3 separate regions of the Homo sapiens genome follow, and regions 1 and 2 are each linked to region 3. Evidence: chromatin loops called from intact Hi-C (ENCODE). Cell type or tissue: heart left ventricle. All regions are shown on one strand.

What was found. Peaks named below come from ENCODE experiments on the same cell type or tissue, not always from the same donor. Only the 100,000 strongest peaks of a DNase experiment are listed, where the experiment ranks them.
Region 1: it touches region 3 in a loop (2.3-fold over the local background); 7 of 110 quality-filtered maps call a loop at or near these places.
Region 2: it touches region 3 in a loop (4-fold over the local background); 8 of 110 quality-filtered maps call a loop at or near these places.

The regions. Positions count from the first base shown.
Region 1 is chr2:30,611,713-30,619,712 of GRCh38, reverse strand. The region is part of intron 5 of LCLAT1 (lysocardiolipin acyltransferase 1); the gene reads right to left. Among named protein-coding and RNA genes, the nearest start is that of LCLAT1, 170 kb to the right of the region's middle. RefSeq lists an enhancer at 5,763-6,760. In heart left ventricle, no CTCF peak of the experiment used is centred here; no DNase peak of the experiment used is centred here; H3K27ac peaks cover 774 bases.
Region 2 is chr2:30,623,994-30,631,993 of GRCh38, reverse strand. The region is part of intron 5 of LCLAT1 (lysocardiolipin acyltransferase 1); the gene reads right to left. Among named protein-coding and RNA genes, the nearest start is that of CAPN13, 180 kb to the left of the region's middle. RefSeq lists an enhancer at 4,458-4,797 and a silencer at 6,425-6,625. In heart left ventricle, no CTCF peak of the experiment used is centred here; no DNase peak of the experiment used is centred here; H3K27ac peaks cover 1,050 bases.
Region 3 is chr2:30,687,955-30,695,954 of GRCh38, reverse strand. No RefSeq gene overlaps it. Among named protein-coding and RNA genes, the nearest start is that of CAPN13, 120 kb to the left of the region's middle. In heart left ventricle, a CTCF peak has its summit at 3,361; DNase peaks (open chromatin) are centred at 6,268 and 6,873; H3K27ac peaks cover 6,275 bases.

The DNA.
Region 1 (8,000 bases), 76 kb after region 3:
CTCAAAATGAATTCTTGCTGCATTTGGCATGCTCAGCTTATTAATGACAAAGTTATTTACCTGGGCTGGGTTGAATAGTGGCCTTCCTGACCTCTAATTCAGCCCAGTTTTTCAGTTAATCCCAATCCTTTATTCACAAGGAAAACAACCAGAAATTCTTTTAAAAATAGGTGCATGAGTAAAGTATCTTTTTTATTAGCACTAGAATATCTTGTAAAGTTTCATATTTGTAAAAACCTTTATTGGTGGGATAAGATGGAAAGTGAAGGTGGCAAGGAATGCAGATACCTTATAGAGGTTTACTGACTAATGCCAGGGTGAGCTGGAAAGCAGATCTGGTGGTCTGGAGCCTGAATCCAAAAGAGAATGCTATGGTTTTGGTGTTAGAGCCATGTGGGGAAGTAAGTTTCATATTACCATCTTTTCAACACCAGTATTCACTCAGCTAGGGCTGTAATTACTAGCGAAATTTTTATCTAGTTCTAGTGTCTATAAGTAGTATATAAAGATACAAGGTTAATGTATAATCAAAACCAGTGGTTCTCAACCTTTTTCCTACTCCTAGCAGCTCACTAGGGCAGAGATGCTCAACCAGGGATTACGTAGGAAGATGTGTTTGAAAAATTACCCAAGTCATTAGGTGTACTATTCTTGGTCTTCTAAATTCCTCATGTCTAAAATAACATTAAGAAGCCATATAGCTCTACTATAGCACTTGTTACCAGACTTGTTACCATCTACATGATAGCACTTGTTACCAGACACCTGGCACTAGAGATTCTAATCACTGCAATAAGGCAAAAACAAAAAAGGGCATACAGATTAAAAAGGAAAAGTAAAACTCTTTATTCACAAACTATGATGTAGAGAATCCTTAGGGGTCTACAAAACTACTAGAACTGGTAAGTAGATTTAGCAAGGTTACAGGATACAAGTTCATTATTAAATCTATTTCTGGATACTAGTAATGAATAACTGAACACTGAAATTTTATTTTTTTTAACTTTTAGCTTTGGGTATACATGTGAAGGTTTGTTACATAGGTAAACATACGTCATGAGGGTTTGTTGTACATATTATTTCATCACCCAGTTATTAAGTCCAGTACCCAATAGTTATCTCTTCTCCCTCCTCCCACCCTCCCTTGTCAAGTAGACCGCAGTGTCTGCTGTTTCCTTCTTTGGAACACTGAAATTTTAAAAACACCATTTACAATATCAAAGTTATGAAACACTTGTAAATTTTATAAAATATGTGCAAGAATGCAAACTATAAAACATGACTGAGAGAAAGACCCATATAAATGGGAGATATACTATGTTCATAGACTGGAAAATTCAATATTATTAAGATTACATTTCTCTAAAATGCTCTACAGATTCAAAGTAATCCTAATAAAAACTAGTCTGCTTCTGTGTATAAATTAACAAACTGATTCTAAGTTTTATATAGATGTGCAAAGGAACTAGAATAAGAAAACAATTTTGAAAAAGAAAAAGATGGAGGCTTGGCATTAGCTGCTCATTTCAGGACTTACTATAAAGGTTCAGTAATCGAGACAATATTGTACTGGAGGAGAGTTAGACATACAGATCAATGAAACAGAACAGAGTCTAGAAACAGATGAACACAGAAAATCTTTGTGACCTGGACTAGGCAACAGTTTCTTACATAGGACATTGAAGAGCACAAATCATAAACTGAAAAACTGTACTTTGTCAAAATTAAACACATCTACTCTTCATAAGACAGTATTAAGGAAATAAAAATGCAAGCCACAGATTGGAAGATAATGTTTGCAAACCAAATATATTATAAATAACTTGTATCTAAGATATATAAAACATTCTTGCAAGCCCATAATAAAGCAACCCAATGTTTTAAATTGGATAAAAAATTGGAATTAACATATCACCAGTGAAGGTATATGAAAGACAAATAAGCCCAGGAAAAGATGCTTAAATTAACACTTTAGTTACTATTAGGGAAACATAAACCAAAACCACAATAAGATTCTAATATACATTTACTAGAATGGCTAGGTTAAAAAGGCTAACAATATCAGGTTTTGGTCAGGATGGTGAACAACTGGAACCCTCAAATAATACTAATGGACATGTAAAACAGTCTACACACTCTGGAAAACCAGAGAATGACAGCATAGGTATGTGCCCAAGAAAATATATGCCCATACAAATTCTTGTATTAATACAAAAATGTCTGTAGCAATTTTATACATAGTATCCTAAAATTGTAAATAACGCAGGTGTCTATCAGTCCATGAATGGTTAAAGAAATTGTGGCATATTCCACACAATGCAATACCAATCAGCAATAAAAAGGAATAAACTACAGATTCATGCAGCAATATGGATGAAACTTAACAGCATTATTCTAACTTAAACCAGACACAGATGACCACATACTATATAATTCCATTTATATGAAAATCTAGAAAAGGCAAAACTATGGTGACAGAAAGCACATCAGTGGGTTCCAGGGACCAACGTTCAGGGAAGGGGCCTGACTGCAGAGGTACATAGAAAACCTTTGGGGGTGATGGACATGTTTCATATTTTGACTGTGGGTAGATATGTGGCTCTATACATTTAATAAAACACATCTAACTGTACACTTAAAATGAGTACATTTTACAGCAAGTAAATTCTACCTCTAAAAGCTGTTTTTTTAAGGCGTCTCAAATATTTCCCCTAAAAAAATTTAAGTGATATCACAAATCTGTAATATGTGCTATAGTCTAAACAGAGCTTTCTAAAAGGCTGCGTGGATTCTTGTCAAACCAAAATGTTAGAAAACATTATTTAGAGTTTGAAACAAATTTATTCACATGTATGATTTCAATTTTTTTTTTTTGGTATTAGCATTTTATTTGAAACAGGATCTTTTCCTATTCATTCAAATAAGCATTAACATATCCGACAAGCTTTTCATTGTTATTTTGCATCCTTTTTCCTTTCCTGGTTAATGCAAGATATAATTCCCTAATTAAGGGATCACTTTAAGTGCAAGCTGACATTTAAAAATTTCTAGGACGTTAATTTCCTTCAGGGTCACAAATAATAACTACCATGTTTTCTTGCTACTATCTAGAAAGGAAAAAGGTTACATCAACATATTTCTGAAGCAGTTACAAATAGTTCAATTAGAATTCACAGAGAAAACAATAAAAATATTAGAAGAAAAGTGACAATGTGTCTTGCAATCAATATTTTAGAAGCATATAGCTCTAATTTATTAGATTACTACAGTAGTAGCAGGGCTTAGGTGTATCAAACAAAACAAACACATACACACACTCTTGCACCCTTCAATTCCTCCTGTAAAACTCAGAGCAAATATTACAATGACAGTATGGCATCTAATCTGTTTGATTCAGATTTGAAGGATGTATTTTTGCTTTTAATCAATACTATGATTCAGAAACTCAACACATTTGGAAACTGGTTTAAACATCCATTTCAACTTTCTCCTGCTAAGTACTCCCTCCACCAGCAACCAAAATACAACAACAAAAAAACCGTTCACTTACCATTGCAATTCAACAGCAACATTCCCTATCAGCTGTGCACATGGTGTGACAGCTTGTGTCAAAATCACCTTTGAGTAGCTTCTAATTACACATGCACAGTTCTTATAGATGAAACTGGCCTGGGTAAACTGTGAAGACTAACTCAGTGGAGACCACAACTCTCCCTCTGTCTAGTGCCCTCTACCCATTTCCAAGGTAGGGAAGGGTCTCATTTCAATCCCTTACACAAGCTGATCAATTCACTGATTATACTCCAATGTGAATAGATGTCATAAGTCTTGATCATTCAATCAGTCTGAAGACGTAACCGGCAAGTAATCTGATTTAGTACTCTTGATGTGTTTTTTGCAGTATATAATGTACCTTTCCCAGATAAATTCCTTACCACAGACTCAAAGTGCATAAGCCAAACTAGATTTGAATGCCCAGTTCCTAAGGCTTTATTTCCTTTCACTTTACACATTTACATAAGTCTTATGGAGAAAGACTTTTTGATATGTGGTGTCTCTTTTCTCCCAGAAACTTATTTGAGCCTATTAGGCACAAGTTTTGGTGGAAGTATTTAAGTTTTTCGGCAGGGAATGAAGGCTAGTGGGAGTCCTTGGTAAATTCCTGATCACTGGCCAAAAGCAGCTCCTTAGTACTGCTCAACATACATATTTCCTTAGTCCATTCTGTGTCCCAGTTGCTTGGATTTGAGGACTTCATGACTTTGCTTTTCTCAAAAACTTCCAATAACTTCCTCACTATCCTTCATTCTCATCCTATTTCACTGAGAAAATCAATCAAAAGAAATTTGCACAACTCGTACCACCCTATATACTCTCCTACTACTGTGTGAGTTCATACACTTTGCCTTCTTTTTTTCATAAGGAGGATCTGTCCACGCATGTATTTAGGGCCAATCCCTCCACCTATGTCTTCTATCTCACCTGCTCTTGCCTACTCAGGAACAGAGCCCCAGCAATTCCCCTTTAATCAGTCATTCTATCTTGACCATCAACATATTATAACTTCTCCCATCATTCCCTCTTGGCTCACCTCTCCTTCTAGTGACCACTCATCTCTGTGTTCACTTACACAGCTAAACTTCCTGAGCTGTCTATACTCACTGTCTTCAATCCTCTTTCATTTCTCTCTCGAACCCATGCCAATGAAGCTTCTGCCCTCATCATTCCACCAGAACTGTCCTCGGTGACCTTTATGTACCAAATCCAATGCCTCCCTCCCTCTTGGCTTCCTGGTCACCTTACTCTCTTGGCTTTTCCCCAACTTCACAGGCCACTCTGAAGTCTTCTTTGTGGATGGCCTGGTTCTCCGATCCCTAATATTGTACTGCCTACTATTAACTAGGCTGGGATCTTACTCTTCTCCATCCACACTCATTCCTTAGGTGATCTCTTTCAGTCTTGCAGCTTTAAATATCATATGTGGTCATGCCTACCAAATGTGTATCTCCTGCCTCTCTCCTTTCTAGACTCACATATTTACTAATTTCATAACTCCCTATGGATATCTAATAAGTAGCTCAAACTTAACATGGCTTAAATGGAACTGCTTTTTGGCCTTTCCCCCAAAACCTGTACTTACCACAGTCTTTGTTGCAGTTAAAAGGCAAAACTGCCTTTCCTTCAGTTGAGGCCAAGAACCTTGCAGTCACACTAGTTCCCTCTCATTTTCTTATACTCCACACCCGACCCATCAAAAAATCCTATTGCTTCCATGTGGGGAAAAGCAAGAGAGATCAGATTGTTACTGTGTCTGTGTAGAAAGAAGTAGACATAGGAGACTCCATTTTGTTATGTACTAAGAAAAATTCTTCTGCCTTGAGATTCTGTTAATCTATAACCTTACCCCCAACCCCGTGCTCTCTGAAACGTGTGCTGTGTCAACTCAGAGTTAAATGGATTAAGGGCGGTGCAAGATGTGCTTTGTTAAACAGATGCTTGAAGGCAGCATGCTCCTTAAGAGTCATCACCACTCCCTAATCTCAAGTACCCAGGGACACAAAAACTGCGGAAGGCCGCAGGGACCTCTGCCTAGGAAAGCCAGGTATTGTCCAAGGTTTCTCCCCATGTGATAGTCTGAAATATGGCCTCGTGGGAAGGGAAAGACCTGACCGTCCCCCAGCCCGACACCCGTAAAGGGTCTGTGCTGAGGAGGATTAGTAAAAGAGGAAGGAATGCCTCTTGCAGTTGAGACAAGAGGAAGGCATCTGTCTCCTGCCCGTCCCTGGGCAATGGAATGTCTCGGTATAAAACCCGATTGTATGCTCCATCTACTGAGATAGGGAAAAACCGCCTTAGGGCTGGAGGTGGGACCTGTGGGCAGCAATACTGCTTTGTAAAGCATTGAGATGTTTATGTGTATGCATATCTAAAAGCACAGCACTTAATCCTTTACATTGTCTATGATGCAAAGACCTTTGTTCACATGTTTGTCTGCTGACCCTCTCCCCACAATTGTCTTGTGACCCTGACACATCCCCCTCTTCGAGAAACACCCACAGATGATGAATAAATACTAGGGGAACTCAGAGGCTGGCGGGATCCTCCATATGCTGAACGCTGGTTCCCCGGTTCCCCTTATTTCTTTCTCTATACTTTGTCTCTGTGTCTTTTTCTTTTCCAAATCTCTCGTCCCACCTTACGAGAAACACCCACAGGTGTGTAGGGGCAACCCACCCCTACACTTCCACCTTAAAATGTATCTAGAATCCAGCCATTTTTTGCAACCTCACTAATTTTACCTCACTCTCCACTTCTCTTTCCTGCATTATTACAAATAACTTTCTAATTGGTTTCTCTGTTTGCCCACCTGCCCGACCTACAGATTTTTCTTAACATTACAGCCAGAGTAATCCTTTAATAATGTCAGTCACAATCTTATAACCCCTCCCCCTTCACCCCTTCTCCCCAGTGGCTGCCCATCTCAGAGAGAACACCAAACTCCCATGGTGGCCTATCTGGCAAACATTTACCTTTCTGCCCTCATTCTCTGCTACTGCTCATGTGACTTGATCTGGTCTAGCCACACTGCATCTCTTGTTCTTCTTTGAACACACTAGGCACATTCTCATCTCAGGCACGTTATTGTTCCTTCTACTAGGGATCCTCTTCCCCCAAATTCCTCTTTTCAGGGGAGCCCTGACTACCCTACTTCAGTCTTCCCTCTTCCTTGATTTATTTTCTCTGTAAGCCCCATCATCTGACATACTATAAATTTTACGTACTTATTGTCTAAATTTTTGTTTATTTTATTCATTGGTGTATTCCTGTGCTGCTTCAGTGAGCTCAGGAAATATATAAATTGAATAAGCAGAAAAGGGGAAACTGAGCTGAGCTTCTGTCTCTGGGGTACTTCTTGGCAGAGAGCCTAAGAATAGAGCCTTCCCTAACAGCCTGCAGTAGAAAGGTGCATTATGAGAGACTGTCGCTGGAAAGTAATTGTGATTAATGATCCCTCAGACCATAGCAGAGAAGGCAGACAGGAATTTGTGCTTCTGTTCTGGACATGAGACATTCTTTGCCAAGCCTTAGATACTCTGTAGTTCTGCTACTTGCAATCTGTGCAATCACTATATTATTGTTAAAGCACTGGGGTTCTTCATGAGTTGTCAGGCAAGCTGAGATAATAATGTTTCAGAGGATATACTGGGAAGTCAAGGTCACATGTATGTGGTGTTAACAGTAGGTCAACAGCACTAAATGACCAACATCTGAATAGGCACAGGGCGCCACAAGGACAGGAAGCTAGAGACCTCTTCAATGATGATAGGTGCCTTTTATAGGTTTAAGGAGCTTATGTTAGTTTGATATGCTCCTCTCTCCCTCTCCCTTCAAACCGTGATATAAATACTCTTTAGTTATGGCATATTTGACGATGTTAAACATACAGTGTTGTTTTTAAACTGAAATTCTTTCCTGACATTCTGGAATGCAATCCCCTGTGCTTGCTTCATTTTCTCTCTGATAACAACAGAAACTTCATTAAACATTCCCGAATATAGCCTCTTCATTAATTAAGGTATTACTGTAGAAGTACTTGTTTCCTAATCAACTCTCAAGACTGTGTCTTTAAATAGAACCACCAACCTCCTCACAGAAAGTCTTTTCCTCACAGAAAAGAAAGCTTCATTTTCTACTGTGCTATTTTTTTTCTTTCTATCCACAGGACACATGGGAGTCCCACCAGCTTGAAAAAAATTTCACAGAGCTGGCATTTCCATCAGTGCAGACACGGCTCTGAAAACAGTAATTGCTGCCTTATGGGCATGATACGCCCATTTCTACTCTGACCTCCTCCCAGGAGAAACTCTTCTGCAAATGACCACAGTACTTCACTTGAGTTCTGCGTCATCCTCCTCCTATTAGTTCAAGTGGTCTGCTAAGCGGTTCATGAACCACTTCCCTCAGCTGACCCAGATGAAGTAAGCTCTTCTTTGCTGCTA
Region 2 (8,000 bases), 64 kb after region 3:
TTTAATTTTCCAGATAGAATAAAAATATGTCAACATGTTCCAAAATTTGACTTTAACACATTAATAGATCACTGAAAATCTGAATAACAGTATGCACTTGCTGAGGCTGGAGTTAAAGAAGCAATGTGAAATTTAAATCACAGCTCTTGGAACTCTCATATATAAAAAAATGAATAGCCCCAAGTGCCTAGCTATTAACAGTACTTATCTACTATGTCTATATTTTACTGATAATTTCTACAATTTAAAACCGTGGAAAGTCAAGGCTGAGTACATGTTAATTTCAAGCTTCTTCAGTGAAAACATCTGAAATTTGCAAGGAATATTTTTCACATAATGCATTAAAAATAAAAGGAAAAGTAACTTTGCTACTATACTGAGCTTCCTAGCAAGTGTGATAAACATTGACCTCTACTGGATCTGGCAACATCTTGATACTTCAAGGGCATCATATAAATTATAATCACACTGGCCCTTCAGCACCCTGAATATTTCCTTTGTGAGAGATGCCAAGTGTGGTGTAGGGCATGCTGTGGTTTATTTTCTAACATTCAGTCTACTCCTCTCCCATAGCACAGAAACATAGCCTTTAGGATACTGACCTGAGCTAATCATGGCAACCCTATATCCGTTACTGGGGACTGGTTCAGGAATAAGTTCACTACTCAATTTGGGACAATGAGACATGAGAGGAGTATGTCTAGGGCTTCTAGAGAAAGTTGTCTTGCTCCCAAGAGAAAGCCCTAAGAAAACCACATACAGAAAGCCACAAGAAAACCACATACAGCTGACACCATAGAGGTCAGAATGGAGATAGAAGGTACCAGGACCTAGCTCAGATGGCTGGGTGCCAAAATCTAACCTTTAAACATAACCTATTGCTAAAGTTGTGGCTGTGTCAATGCATTTCCTTACCTTTCAACCTGGTTTAAATCAGGTTTTTGGCTATAAGTAGTTAAAGTATGCTAACTGATACAGTATCAACTGGTGGGAGTTAATCATCAATTACAACTTACAGGAGAAATTTTTGGCATTTTCTGTTTTTGAACAGGCTTTCTATTTCTTTTGAGTGTTCTATTTACCATCTACTGTTACCCTAACAGCATGCAAATCTCTGACTGATATATATGTGGACCCTAAGGAAGCATTTCTCCAGTATCACCTTAAAGATTCATACTTTATTTCAAAGTACATTTTGGCTCATATGAGGTCAAGTCCCTTTTAAGTGACTCAATGCCATTCATCCTAAAAAGCCAATGCTGAGAAATGGACTTCTCTCAGGTGAAGAGTCAGGGTTCATAAAAAACTACAGATAGTCCTACATGTGGGCCTTCAAGATTATTTGAAAAAAGTAGAAGGCTGTTTTCTCTGTGCTTCATATTTAGACATAAAATTTTATATTAGCATTATCACTTACTTTTTTCATGTGATACTTTCTCTGAATTCAAAAAATATTTCCCTTATTACAAAAGGTAATAGAAGTTACTATAGATAAATGAAGAAAATGCAAGTTAAGTCTATAGAAGAAAAAAACTTGAATCATACCAACTGATTTCCTTCAGGTATATATCCTTCCATTTGTTTTTTCCTCCCCAAAGTTCAGGTGATACTTATTCACATAAAACACCTATGGAAGTGGATATTGTTATAGACAATTGTATCCTCAAGATTCTTATGTTGATGCCCTAACCCCCAATGTGACTATACTTGGAGATAAGCCTTTAAAGAGGTAATTAAGATTAAATGAGGCAAAAAAGGTGAGGCCCTGATCCAGTATGACTGGAGTCCTCATAAGAAGAGGAGGGGACACCAGGAATGTTCATGTCCAAAGAATATCACGTGAGGACACAGTGAGAAAGTGGCCATCTGCGAGCCATGAAGGAGAGGCTTCAGGAAAAGCTGACCTCGCCAACACATGATCTTGGTCTTCTGGCCTCCAGAACAGTGAGGAACTAAATTCCTTTTGTTTAAGTCACTCAGTCTCAGTCTGTGTTATCTTGTTATGGCCTCTCTAGCAGACAAATACGTACATAACATGTACCTTAAAAAAAAAAGATCTAGAAATGGAACCATACTGTAATACTGTCATATAATTTATTTTTCGTGCATCTTTCCATCGATGCTGTTAAAGACTTTCTAAAACATGTTATAGATGCACAATATTTGATGATATAGATATCACATTAAAAAAAGTTTTCATATTTCTAAGTTTTTTCCACAAAAATCACGTTTAAATAGATACCTTCATAAGCTTAACTAAAAAGGATATGAACACCTTAACAGGCTTTAGCTACATGTCGGAAACTGACCAGAAACATCAATTTAAATGCACACCAAAAATGTATAACAGTGCTTTCCTTTTCACACTCTTACTAATGCTTGGTATTGTAATTTAAGAAAATTGCCCAAGTATATAATTTTTTTTTGTTTTTTGAGATGGAGTTTTGCTCTTGTTGCCCAGGCTGGAGTGCAATGGCGCGATCTCAGCTCACTGCAACTTCCACTTCCCGGGTTCAAGCGATTCTCCTGCCTCAGCCTCCCAAGTGGCTGGGATTACAGGTGCCCACCACCATGCCCGGCTAATTTTTGTATTTTTAGTAGAGACAGGGTTTCGCCACGTTGGCCAGGCTGGTCTCGAACTCCGGACCTCAGGTGATCCACCTGCCTCAGCCTCCCAAAGTGCTGAGATTACAGGGGTGAGCCACCATGCTCAGCCTCATTTTGTATTTTTATGTCTTTGATGAGAAAAAATAAGTTTATTGGAAAAACACTGTGGTAATATAATTTATTTGTCATCTTCTTATGACTTTGCAAGAGTTCTTTACCCTCTACCATATATAGAGTAAATGTTTTCTACATACTAATTTTGCCATATAGCCACTCTTGAGTTTATTTTGTTGGATTTGCTCCTCTGTAAATGCAGCTTCATTTTCTTTATCCATTTTCTATAAGTTGTTTGTCTCTATCTAGTCAATTTGCAAAGTCCCTTCTTTATCACAGATTATTAGTCCTCTGTACACTGTGTTGCAAGTATTTTTATAAATCCATTATCTATCAATTGACTTCATGGCATCTTTTCCAACCCATGTGTGTGTCTAGTCAAGAAAATTTCTGTTATAGCTTCTGGATTCCTAGTTTTGTCTGTCAGTCCCTAATATACATGTATCCTATATTTCTCTGAAAGATGAAATACGTTTTTTTCTTTTAGCCTTATAATCCAGCTTTACTTTCTTTCAAATGGATATCAGTTTTTCAAGCAAAACAACTCCTCGTTTCTCCTTGTACTGAAATACCAAGTTGGTATTTCAATTATGGCACCGATCTCCTTTCCTCTTGTATTAAAATACCAACTTGGTCATTTATTAAATTCTCACATATATAGATATCTAGTTTCCCTTCTCTCTTCTGCTCCACTGATCTGTGAGTATTCTTGCTTCAAGATCACACTGTTTTCCTTAGTGACTCAATATCTGGTAAAGCAAGTGTGCCTCTGTGTTCTTTTTCAAACTATACTTGGCTTCTCCTGGAACAACTGTTTTGCAATACAAACTTGAAGAGCATTTAATTCAATTCCAAAACAAATACCTTATATCCCTCCCAAAAAACCTGTCCTGCAATTGCATTTGCATTATATTTACATAACAGTTTTGGAAGAATTGGCAATTTTATATCCTCTTCTCAACCAAGAAAATGGTATGCTTTTTCTTTCCTTTTGCTCAAATCTTATTTTATGTCTTCTAATAAATTTCAGTTTTCTTCACATAGCTTCTGTGATGTTTTTTAAAAAATTTATTCCTAAACAATTTCATAATTTTTATCACATAATTGTGAATAGAACATAATTGTGAATACAACATGTGTTTCTATTTCTGTTTTTAGGTAATCACTGCTAGAATAGGGACAACTCTATTGTTGTATATATATAGCCAACTTACAAATTTTTTTTATTGTAATTGAAATTTTACTAGACTTTTTGACCTTATAGATTGCAGCAAAAACAGTTTTATGGTCAATTTTCCAGTCTTTTGGTAGTTTTATTGCTTTCATTAACATTTACTTAAAGTTTTGAATTTAAAATGTGAGTTTTAAAATGAGATCTTTAGCATATAAGATGCTGACTGCTGAGTTTTGGTAAAAATCATATTAAAGTAGTTAACTTCTATTTTATTTTCCTAGTGTTTATTAGGAATGGCTTGACTTTATCAAATATCTTTTCAGCATCTAAGAGTAGAATGTTTTTTTAAAAGAAAATATTAGTCAAAGACCTGTATGAACCAGTCTTTGTAGTTAAAAGGAAAAAAGAAAGAAATCCAAAGAGAAATTGAAAAATAATAAAATTATAGTGTAGGCTTCACTATTTCTACCATAACTGAACAACTCCAGTGATAAAAACTAGTTAAATAAAGGAACTGAATAGCTATTGATAAATGTGACTTAATAGATTTATACAGACCTGTGAGAAAACATTTTAAATGGTCCATTTTTAAGGCATAGTAAGTCTAAGTACGGGCAGCTAGCCTGCGAACATAACAAACTGCATGGCTCATGCACCTAGAAGGTCACAAAATAAGGAAACAGAATGTAGAGGAGGGGTCAGCCTCTAAAAGCGAAGAAAGTTTCGTTATTGGGAAATCGAAACTTAAGTGGGGAAGGGGACCAGGGTATAACCTTATAAGGCGGATAATGAGACTTAGGTGACATCAGAGAAGATTGTAACCCCAGAGTACTCGACCAATGGGGAACTGGGGGAGGGACTTGTGTGCTAGGAGATAAATTATCTGTTGTAGCTGGCCTGGGTGTGCCTGCCCACCAGACACCCCATCTTGCAAGATCGCTATTAAAATAAGTCTCACTTTTGCTGTTCTTTGTGCCTCTAAGTCCATTCTTTGGGTTTGGATGGGTGAGTGTGTTTCTCACAGACCCATCTGATACTCAAAAATATTTTAAAGGTATCAGTAACCATGAGCATTTATAAAAAATCTGATTACTTACCTAGTGGCAAGACAATTTAAACACATTTTGTAAAAACTGAGACTTTATGATGCACATTCTCACATCAAGATTCCATAAAAATAAATAATAAAATATTCCTCTTTTTAAAAAAAGTTTAGATAACCCATGGATAAAAGATAAAATCAAAAGGAAAATTACGAATTATCTAAAAAGCAATGAAAAAGAGAATCTATAGGATACAATGAAGACTGCAATAGAAAGAAAAATTTATGACCTTACATGCTTCATTACTAAAGAGGAAAACTGAAAAAGAGAAACTACTCATATTGAAAATTAGAGGGAGAAAAAAAAGAATACAAATGGAAAGAGAAAGAGAAAATTACTAAAGATAAAAAGCAGTACTTAATATAATAAAACTAAAAAATAAATGCAGAAGTTAGTTATTTGACAAGATGAGTAAGATACTTAAACCCTATGGATCTGACTGAGGGGAAAAAGCATAAGTATTTAAGATTACATACAGTAAACTAAAATCATAAATACAGAAGAGCTTAAAGGATTACGAAAACATGAATCTACACACGTGAGAAAATCACAAAGACTTGTATACAACATATATACATGTGTAAATTCATGTACTCATAATCCTTTACATTCATATACCTTGTTTTCATTATCATTTTTCAGACAGGGCATTCAAAATTCAATGTGAAAACAAGAGCAGTAACAAAGTATATTTTATCTTACTGTTGGGCCCAACAAATTTGTTTACAAGTTGCCAAAACCCCTGCAAATGAAACAACAAAAGCCTAAAAGAGGCATGAGCATGTGCATAATCTACTAATTTGCTGGTCTTTGAAATAAATGAGACCAGAGACAGCATATTATTATAGTTTCTATGTTCTGATGTTAGGATTGAAGGTGATTAATGAAGCACGTGGCTATTACTATTTATTGAGTGCCTCTGATGTGCCAGGCATTATTCATGCCACAAATTATCTACAGAGCACTCACGGTGCCAGTCACAGCTGTAGTCATCTGGGGTACATGGGTGAACAGAAAAAGAAATGCTTGCCCTTACAGTTTATCAGTGCACACAGTCACTTTTAAGTATCGTAAGAGCCCTTGAGAAATTATCTTTCTTTTATACTTGCAGAAACTGAGCCACAGAGAAGTCATTTGTTGAAGATCAGTTAGTGGTCACTTATCGTATGACTCTAAAGCCTTTCCACTATGCTACTTTACTTTCTAAAAATGGCATATTAAGAACAGGAGCTACAGAGTCAGACTGACCTGGTTTTGTACCCATCAAAACTATAGCAGACTGTTTAAATTACATTCTTGTAAATCTACAAAATATATAACAATACAGATTAACCCTGTAAAAATATGCCCCAATATAAAGTCTAATGTTATTAATCTCCCTACCATCTTTCTGTGTGATTTTGCATATAACAGAGTTTACTACAATTTCTTTCTTTTCTCCATTGAGAGGAAAAGTAAATTTGGCTGAAGATGGGATATTATCAGTGAGGTAGGGGGCAAGCTGCTGTCTTCAGGAGTAAGACAATTAGAGAGTAGAAGGTCTCTGGTAAGTTACAGATAGCAGTTTTGTCTTTTCCATGGCCCTGGTTGTAATAGCTCTCATTTCATTTCTAACTGAGCTTATTTGGATCTTCTCTCTTCATTTTTTGGTTAATCTCACTAATGGTCTACCAATTTTATTTAACTTTGCAAACAGCCAGCTTTTTGTTTCATTTATCTTTTGTATTTTGTGTTGTTTCAATTTCATTTAGTTCTGCTCTGATCTTGGTTCTTTTCTTCTGCTGGGTTTGAGTTTGGTTCTTGTTTCTCTAGTTCTTTGAGGTGTGACCTTAGATTGTCTGTGCTCTTTCAGACTTTTTGATATAGGCATTTAATGCTATGAACTTTCCTCTTAGCACTGCTTTTGTTGTATCCCAGAGGTTTTGATAGGTTCTATCACTATTATCATTCAGTTCAAATAATTTTCTAATTGTTGACCTGATAATCATTCCGGAGCAGGTTATTTAATGTCCATGTATTTGCATGGTTTTAAGGGTTCCTTTTGGAGTTGATTTCCAGTTTTATTCTGTTGTGGTCTGAGAGAGTACTGGATATAATTTCATTTTTCTCGAATTTATTGGGACTTGTGGCCTATCATATAGTCTATCTTGGAGAATGTTCCAGGTACTGATGAATAGAATGTATATTCTGCAGTTGTTGGGTAGAATGTTCTGTAAATATCTGTTAAGTCCATTTGTTCTAGGGTATAATTTAAGTCCACTGTTTCTTTGTTGACTTTCTGTCTTGATGACCTGTCTAGTCTGGTCAGTGGAGTACAGAAGTCCCCCACTATTATTGTGTTGCCATCTATCTCATTCTTAGGTCTAGTAGTAATTGTTCTACAAATTTGGGAGCTCCAGTGTTAGATGCATACATATTTAGGATTGTGATAGTTTAATGTTGGACCAGTCCTTTTGTCATCATATAATGTCCCTCACTGTCTTTTTTAACTGCTGTTGCTTTAAAGTTTGTTTTGTCTAATATAGGAATAGCTACTCCTGCTCACTTTTGGTGTCCATTTGCATGGAGTATCTTTCCCACCCCTTTACCTTAAGTTTATGTGAGTCCTTATTTGTTAGGTGAGTCTCTTGAAGACAGCGGATACTTGGTTGGTGAATTGTTATCCATTCTGCCATTCTGTATTTTTTAAGTGGAGCATTTAGGCCATTTACATTCAATGTTAGTACTGAGATGTGAAGTACTATTCTATTCATTGTGCTAGTTGTTGCCTGAATACCTTTTTTGTTTTCTTCATTGTGTTATTGTTTTATAGGTCCTGTGAGATTATGCTTTAAGGAGGTTCTATTTCGGTGTATTTTGAGGATTTTTTCAAGATTTAGAGCTCCTTTTAGCAGTTCTTGTAGTGCTGGCTTGGTAATGGCAAATTCTCTCAGCATTTGTTTGTCTGAAAAAGACTGTATCTTTCCTTCAGTTATGAAGCTCTTAGTTTCGCTGGATACAAA
Region 3 (8,000 bases):
TTTACCCACTCATCCATACACTAAGTAATGTCCTATTCTCCAAAAGCCGCTGGAACTGCTGTCTTGGGAGGGGCAGCTCAGGGCTCTGCAGCCCCCAGCACAGCCCAAGTTCCACTAGGAAATTACCTTAGGTTTGAGTCCCTTAGGTCAACTCTTGTCCCCTTTCTACCAGATCCCAACCCTGTCTCTCCCTTCCCAAACCCCTGGTTCTTGAGCCTGTAAGACACCTTCTGCTGATGTTCTCTGGGTCTCAAATTTGGTCCTTTCTCTAGATTTGGTCATTTTTCTCTCTCTCTTCAATTATTTGATACCTGAACCCAGCATCTGTCTGTAACTCAGCTAAAGAGACCTGGAGCCAAGTGCTCCCCCACCTCCTCCCTTTCTGATTTACTGCCTGGAGACCTTTGCAGCTCTGACAGTCCCAGCGCCCAGATCACACAGGAGGCACCTGCTCACCCTGTAGGTAGGAATCCTCCAACCCACACTTGAGGCATTTGTGTTGGTAATTTAATTTAAATGCAGAATGAAAGATGCTCATCCTGGTAACAGTTCATCTTACTCTTCCTCAGGCTTGCCCTAAAAATCCTGAATCTTGCTTCAGACTTCCCTTACCCCAGGTCTCAGCTTTGGGTCACCTGCAAATGGGGTACCTCTGCTCTCTGTGACTTCTTGGAAGCCAGAGAGAAAAGTGTTCTTTCTGACCTGGTTCACCCAACTGCTACCCTGGCAGGTGTCTCTCAGAGCTTTCTCTTGCCCTCATCCAATTTCCCATAACATTAAGTGTTCAGTGAAGTTGGAGGCAAAAATATAAATGAACAAACTCAGTTTCCTTTTTGTTTCTCCTGTTCCTCCTGTCTATCTGCCTTTCTATGCATCATGCTAGATAAGTCTGAATCAGCCAAAGAGAGTCACGGAATTTTAGCTCTTGGACCATGTGCCTGCCTCTGTGTGTGTGCACAGATGTGTGTATGTGTATGTGCGTGTGTGTGCATGTGTGGGGGGTATGTTTATACAAAAGAAATGTGTGAGAGACAGAAGCAGAGGCAGGAAGAAATGAATAGGAATGACACTTTTTTTTTTCTTGAAGGGAGAGAGCCAGAAATTACATCCGCTCAAAAATATCCTGCCTCTTTCATAGATAAATATAGCATCGTGAGTAGATGTATCACTGAATGATACTTTCAAAAAAAATCTGGGAAGGTCACTTGAAGAGGCTGTCCCTGCTGGCTCTCTCCCCTTGCTTGACTGTCCCCCAGTCCCTCATTCCCTCCCAGAGCTCTCAGACTATGGTCAGGAATAAGAGGTGGGGGAAGTGTACAGGCTTCCCACTAGGCATTCTGGAAAGGGGAGAATAGCAGGAACAATGGTGCTGCTTAAAACAGACTACTGGCCAGAGGCTCCAGGTGACCAAATGTCTCCCTCACAGGGAGGCACTCGAGAATCCACACCTCCCTGTTACAGAGAAGTAAAAGCTCAGCACGGGAGGCCAGCCCCATAGAAATGTATTTACCAGGTGTGCTGGTTGGTAGCAGGTAATTGGAGCTTAAGAATACTTGATTTAGTTCCAAGGGGTAGAGTAAAATGGTTTAATCCCTGGCGAGGTGCAGGCAGCTGCCAGCCAGAAGGGACTCCAGCCCCTGACAATGGGAGGCAGAGCGGTCATAGCACTGTGTACCAGCTGAGCATCAGTTCCACTTAGACTAACATGCAACTGATCCTTCCAACAGTCCGCAGAGGTAGACATTGCCATCCCATCTACAGCTGGAGAGACTGAGGACAGGAATGAGTCAGTGATTTATCCAGGGTCTCGTGGTCAGTCATGGTAGAGCTGGGCTTTGTCTCTTCCAAGTGTCAAGAAAGGTCCCCTGCCTTCCACTCACTCCACATGAAGGAGATAAGAGGTTCTGCTGGCAAGCCAGCCCAGCCTCGCCTGTCAGCAGAAGCCCGAGCCAGCTGTGATCATGGAAGGGCAGCTCCTGGGTCCTAACCCCTGTGAGAACAGAGAGCTGTCAGGTAGCTGCAGCTCCTCCATGAAAAAGCAGGGGCTAGGGGCCATTTTGCAGTTCTGAGCTTCTCAGCTCCTGATTCCTGTGGAGCACCCTTCCAGTGCCTCAAGGCAAGGCTCAGCATTGGTCCATCCAGCTTGGCTGTAGGCTGGGACACCTCTCTTACCTGGACAAGTAGTATCACCCTTTACTGTGCGTTCTGAGCTTCTTAACATCTGTATTCATCTGCTCGAGCTGCCATAACAAAATATCATAGACTGAGTGGCTTATTTCTCACAGCTCTGGAGGCTGGAAGTCCAGGATGAAGGGACCAGCACTGTCAGGTTCTGGTGAGGGCTCTCTTCCTGGCTTGTAGGCAGCCACCTTCTTGCTGTGTCAGAGAGAGAGAGAGAGAGAGAGAGACAGAGAGAGAGAGAGGAGAGAGAGAGAGAGGAGAGAGAGAGAGAGAGAGAGAGGAGAGAGAGAGAGAGGAGAGAGAGAGAGAGAGAGAGAGAGAGAACTGTATTCCATTGTTTCTTCTTATCAGAGCACTAATCCCATCTGATCAGGACCCCACCCTTAGGTCCTCATTTAACATTAGTTACTTTCTTAGAGGCCTCATGGGCTGGGATTTAGGGCTTCAACGTATGAATTGTAGGGGAACATGAAAATTCAGGTCATAACATCTTTTGGAGTCAGACTTGGATTCAGTTTTAACCTCTACCCCTCTCTAGCTCTGGAAAAGTTCATGCCTCATATTACTTTCCTGTTGTTGCTGAAACAATTTATCACAAAATGAGTAGCTTAAAATGACAAATATGTATGATCTCACAGTTCTAGAGGTCAGACACCAAAATCAGCCTCACTGGCGTAAAGCCACGGTGGTGGCAGGGCTGCGCCCCTTCTGGCTCTAGCTAGGAGTGTCTTCACTTCCTTGACTTTTGCAACTTCTAGAGGCTGCCCGTGTTCCTCGGCCCATGGCACCACATCACATGGACAACAGCTTCCGTGGTCATATCTACTCTCTGACTCTGACCCTCTTGCCTCCCTCTTGTAAGGACCCTTGTGATTCCATTGAGCCCACACGGATAATCAGGGTCATCTCCCCATCTCAAGATCCTTTACCTGATCACATCTGCAAAGTTCCCTTTGCCATGTGAGAAAACCAATCCATAGGCTTTACAGATGACGATGGGGACTTCTGATTTACTTTGGGCTTTGTGGGCTGAGGGCATCCTGAAGTGGCCTAGCTTGGGGCCTCTCCATCCTGTGTTTATTAAACTGGCCTGGATCATCCTGAACCTTGCTTCAGATTTCTCTTACACAAGGCTCCCCACTCCCTGCCTCGGCATTGGGTCAGCTGCAGTTCTGCCCTCTGGGTGTCACTGGAGACACAGAGCAATGCACAGAGCAATGGCTCCTGCTGACCCAGCCCCGGACAGTACCTCCTGGGGTTCTCTCTCGCCTCTCCATGTGCCTGAAGACCAGGCATGTTCCTACTGAAGCTGGGACTCAGCAACACCCGACCTTCCTCTCAACTCCTCCCAGCCTCTGGACTGAGGCTGACCCTGAATTCCCAAGTCTGGTTCTCAGCCACACCTGCCCCACACCGAGGCCTGAACCAGGAGGGCTTAGGGCCCATGGCAGTTGGTCGAGCATGAAAATCCCGCAGGCCCAGGGCCACGTGCTGTACCAGGGAAGACTGCGGGTGGGGGTGGGGTCGTCTCCCTCTTCATGGATCTTTCCCCTGTGGGCAGCCCCCACCCCCAACTTCAGAAACCAGCATCTTCACACCTCCCATCCCCTGAGAGCGGATGTGATCAGGTCAGCTTGGAGCTGCCTCAGGCTCTGGGGCTTTTCCCCAGATCTAGGCCACAAGCCTCCCATCGCAGGGAGCGGGGAAGGAGTTCAGGGCCATGGACTCACTGGAGGGGCAGGGAGGGGCCGCTGGCCCTGAAGCAGGATTCCCACGCAGAGCTGGTGAGGGCAGCTGGGGTGACATCCCCAGACTAGAGCCAGGCAAAGCCCCTGTTCAAGGCTGGAGCCCCCAGGGATGCCCCAAGGCCTCTGAGTGGGGGCTGTGGTGGGGTGGTGGGTCAGCTTCTGTGAATGAAGCCCATGGCTCTCCAGATCTCCACATCCCCCAGTGTGGCCTGGGCCTGTTGTTGCCTCAGCACTGGAGAGGGAGGAGGGCTGAGAGAGCCTCTCTTCTTCCACAGTTTGAGCTGCCCCCTCACCAGCTGTCTGGTCCCCTGTTTCCCTTGGGCTGAAGCTAGGTGGAGAAAAGGACACTCCAATTGAGCCCCTACAGGCAGGAAAGCCACACAGGTAGAGTGACCACATACTTTCCTGCCTAGAACCTCCATGGACATCTCCTGCCCAGCTTCCCAGCCTCCTCTGTCACAACTCCTTCCATTTCCCATGAGTTCCAGCCATAATGGCCCAGTGGCCACACCCGAAATCATGCACCTCTGTGCCTCTGAAACTGTGCCTCTGTGCCTCTCGAAATGCACCTCCAGGCCTCTGGTCCTTTGCACATGCTCCACCTCTGCTTCTGCCATCTTTCCTTTGCTCCTCCCCCTCAGGGGGCCTAGCCATCCCTCACGCCCAACTCAGACAGCTCTGTGTGGTGCCCCTCTTGCACCCCCAATGTGATTACTGCTCCTTCCTCAGTATCCCCAAAGGGTGTACACAGCTCTTCCCTGACATGCAGGGCATTGGCAGAAGTGTGGTCTCTGTGAGCCTGTCTCTCCCCGGGATCGTGAGCATCGTGAGGGTGGGAAGCAGGTCTTATTTTTGGAAACCCTAAGGACTGCCACGAAGCTGGACTAAAGGAGGTGTTCAGGAGGGGTTCACTGCCTTTATGAGGCACCAGCTGTGTACAATGTGCTGCCCAAAGCATTAATGTTCTGGTGTTTTAGCAACTTTATAAACCAGGTGGAAAAACAAGATACCCACCCTGCCTGGCAGGAGAGGCTCTCACTAAATTGAACCAACAAATAAGCAAGATACAAAGAAACAGAAGAGCAATGAAAGCAAGCGTAGTTTATACCGGGGGTCTCCAGAGTGGGGCATGTCCACCAAATTCATTTGTTCCCAATGCAGGATCAAAATGTGGATGCTCTGTTTACATTTATTTATATCCTTTCACTTTTCCATGCTTTTCTTTTTTAAAAGTTTTAATGTGTATAATACACAGATCTGTACAGTAATTTACGTCAAATAATTTGTAAATGAATACAATATACATTTAACAGGGGGCAAGCTGAAAGATGTTTTAGTCATATAACTTTGGAATAAATTGGGTTTAAACTGTGCTAAGTGAGAGCCCTGTAGTAGGGGGAGCATCAGAAATGCTTCCTGGTGACGTGGGCACCTCCCAGCCCCATTCCCCCCTCATTAAGGACATGGACCCTCAGGGTCTGAGTTTCTGCCCAGATGACAGGCCCTTTCCATCCACTACCTGTGGCTCAGCCCCTGCCACCTGGTGCCATCATCTTCCCAAGCCAAGGCAATGATCCAGGGACACCTTCTCCCGAATAGGGTACTTGGCCTGCCCTGCTCCCTCCTAGGGCCTCACCTCTGCCTGCAGGAAGGAGGGGTGGCTGGAATGGGCCGCTGCTGAAGCCAACCTGGGAGAACAGTTCCGACGTGGGGAATGTGGATGGAATTATTTTCTTCAGATTTCCCAACAAAAATAACTTGGAATTTATGTCCTTGGACATGCTGTTCCATGTTTCTGCTCAAATTCCTCCCACTGCTGCCTAGGAGCCTTTAGATTTGCAAACAGCCCGGTCTTGGCATTTGGAGGTCAGAGCCATCCATCTTTATTTTAACAGGGATTCTTTAAGTTCCCACTGAGCACCAGGCCTGAGGCTGGGCCTTGGGGATTCCAGATGAACTCAGCACAGAAGGGGAGAGGGGCAGGGACCTCTTATTTGTGATTTTATTGTTATCTTTGTGCTGGGCACTTAGTAAGAGATGAAGGCCTCCTGCCAACCTTTGAGGGACAGATGATCATTTTCCCATTTTACCAATGAGGAAATCAGGATCTGGCAGGCTGAATGTCTGTCCTCTCCCCACCCCGTCACCAGGAGGGATGAGGGATCCCACCAGAGAGGCTGTAAGGCACTGACTGATCAGGCCACAGGAGAGGTGACAAAGGCTGATATTTGGCTCTGGCCTGACCCACTGGGACCCGGCTTCCAGCTCCTCACCTGGCGATGAGGCAGGAGGGTCACATGTCCCCTGAGGTCTCTGCCAGCCCTGACCTTCTTGGCTCTGTCTGGGCTCATCCGACCCTACCCTGCCTTCTCCATTTTCCAGTCTGAGCCAGGAGCCCTTCAAACGGTGGGCCACCCAACAGGGACCTGGCACCACTGTGTGGTGTCTGAGAAATTGCAAACAATGATGACAGGCAGTTTCCTTCCTGAGAAGTAGGGAGGCACACGAGCCTTGTTCTCCTCTGTGCCCATTCCACCATAGGTGCAGGGGAAAAGTGTCACCCTTTCCTTGGTCTCATAGCCTCTGGGGCATTCTGTGAATGAGTCTGAAAACAAGCCATTGCAGGGAGGGAAAAATAAGCTGCTTACCCCAGAATGGCTCTCTGAAGCTCTGCCGGCCACCTCCTCCCAGGCCTTTGCAACAGAGACACCCTCCTCTGTTGACAGGGTAGGTCACCCTAGGAATCAGGCAGTTCTCTCTTAGGTGTCAGCTTGCAGCACTCCCATGAGGACAGGCTGGGTCAGGAGCCCACCCTCTGCTCTGATGAACTCCCACAGACCCAGGATGGAAAGGCCACAGACTCCCTTTTGCAGCTTTCCCTGGTGGAGGGACAGGTTGAGGGACAGGCTCCAGGCCAGAGGCACTCGGCTTCCATCCAGGGAGAAAAGCTGTGCAGACACGTTTCCCTCGCTAGTCACTAGGACTGAGAGCAGGGAATGAGTGAAGCTGGGACCAGCCAGGCCATGGTGCCAGCTGTGCCTGAAGCAAATACTAACAACAGCTATAATTAGCAGTAATGACCCGAATGGCTAGCATACTGTGCTGATGGATTTACAACAGGGGCGGTGGGGCTGTGGAGAGAATTCGAAGGGTCTGTGAACTTGAATGGGGAAAAAATTTATATCCTTATTTTCACTAACCTTCCACTGAAATTGAGTATCTCCTGCTCTTCTGAATGTAGTCAACAGGCCTCAGACATTTTAGCAGCATCTGCGACTTGCCAGTAGAAATCAAAGTTACATTTCATATCACTGCATTTGTTACGATATCTGAAATTATTGTTTAAGCTAATCACTGCTTCAGAATTATGGGGGTTGCGAGATCTGTCACTAGATCTTGTTTGTCGTGTTAACAAGAATCTGTGATGTGATATCAAAAATTTTAGCTTCTATAAAAATATTGTGATAACTGTATTTCAATGTAATTGGTGTTATCCTATGTCTTCTGTTTCATGCATTTAAAAATATAGCTCTGAGGAGGGATTCAAAGCTTCACCAGGCTGCCTTAACGAGGAAGAGAGGGGCTGCTCTACTGGCATAACCTTGAACAATGCTCCCAACCAGCCAGTGTGGGGGCAGGGCTGGAAGGACCTAGGTTGGCCTGCATACATTTTGGGGGTGCAGATCCCTTTGTTCAAAAAAAGTTTTTCAGGGGCTGGGCGCGGTGGCTCACACCTGTAATCCCAGCACTTTGGGAGGCTGAGGCAGGTGGATCACTTGAGGTCTGGAGTTTGAGACTAGCCTGGCCAACATGGTGAAACCCCATCCCTACTAAAAATACAAAATTTTGCCGGGCCTGGTGGCATACACCTGTAGTCCCAGCTACTCAGGAGGCTGAAGCAGGAGAATCACTTGAACCTGGGAGGCAGAGATTGCAGTGAGCCAAGATCGCAGCACTGCACTCCAGCCTGGGTGACAGAGTGAGACTCCGTTTCCAAAAAAAAAAAAAAAAAAAAAAAAAAGAGTGTTTCAGGAAGGCCAGCGTGACATCATATAAAGGTGGGACTGCTCT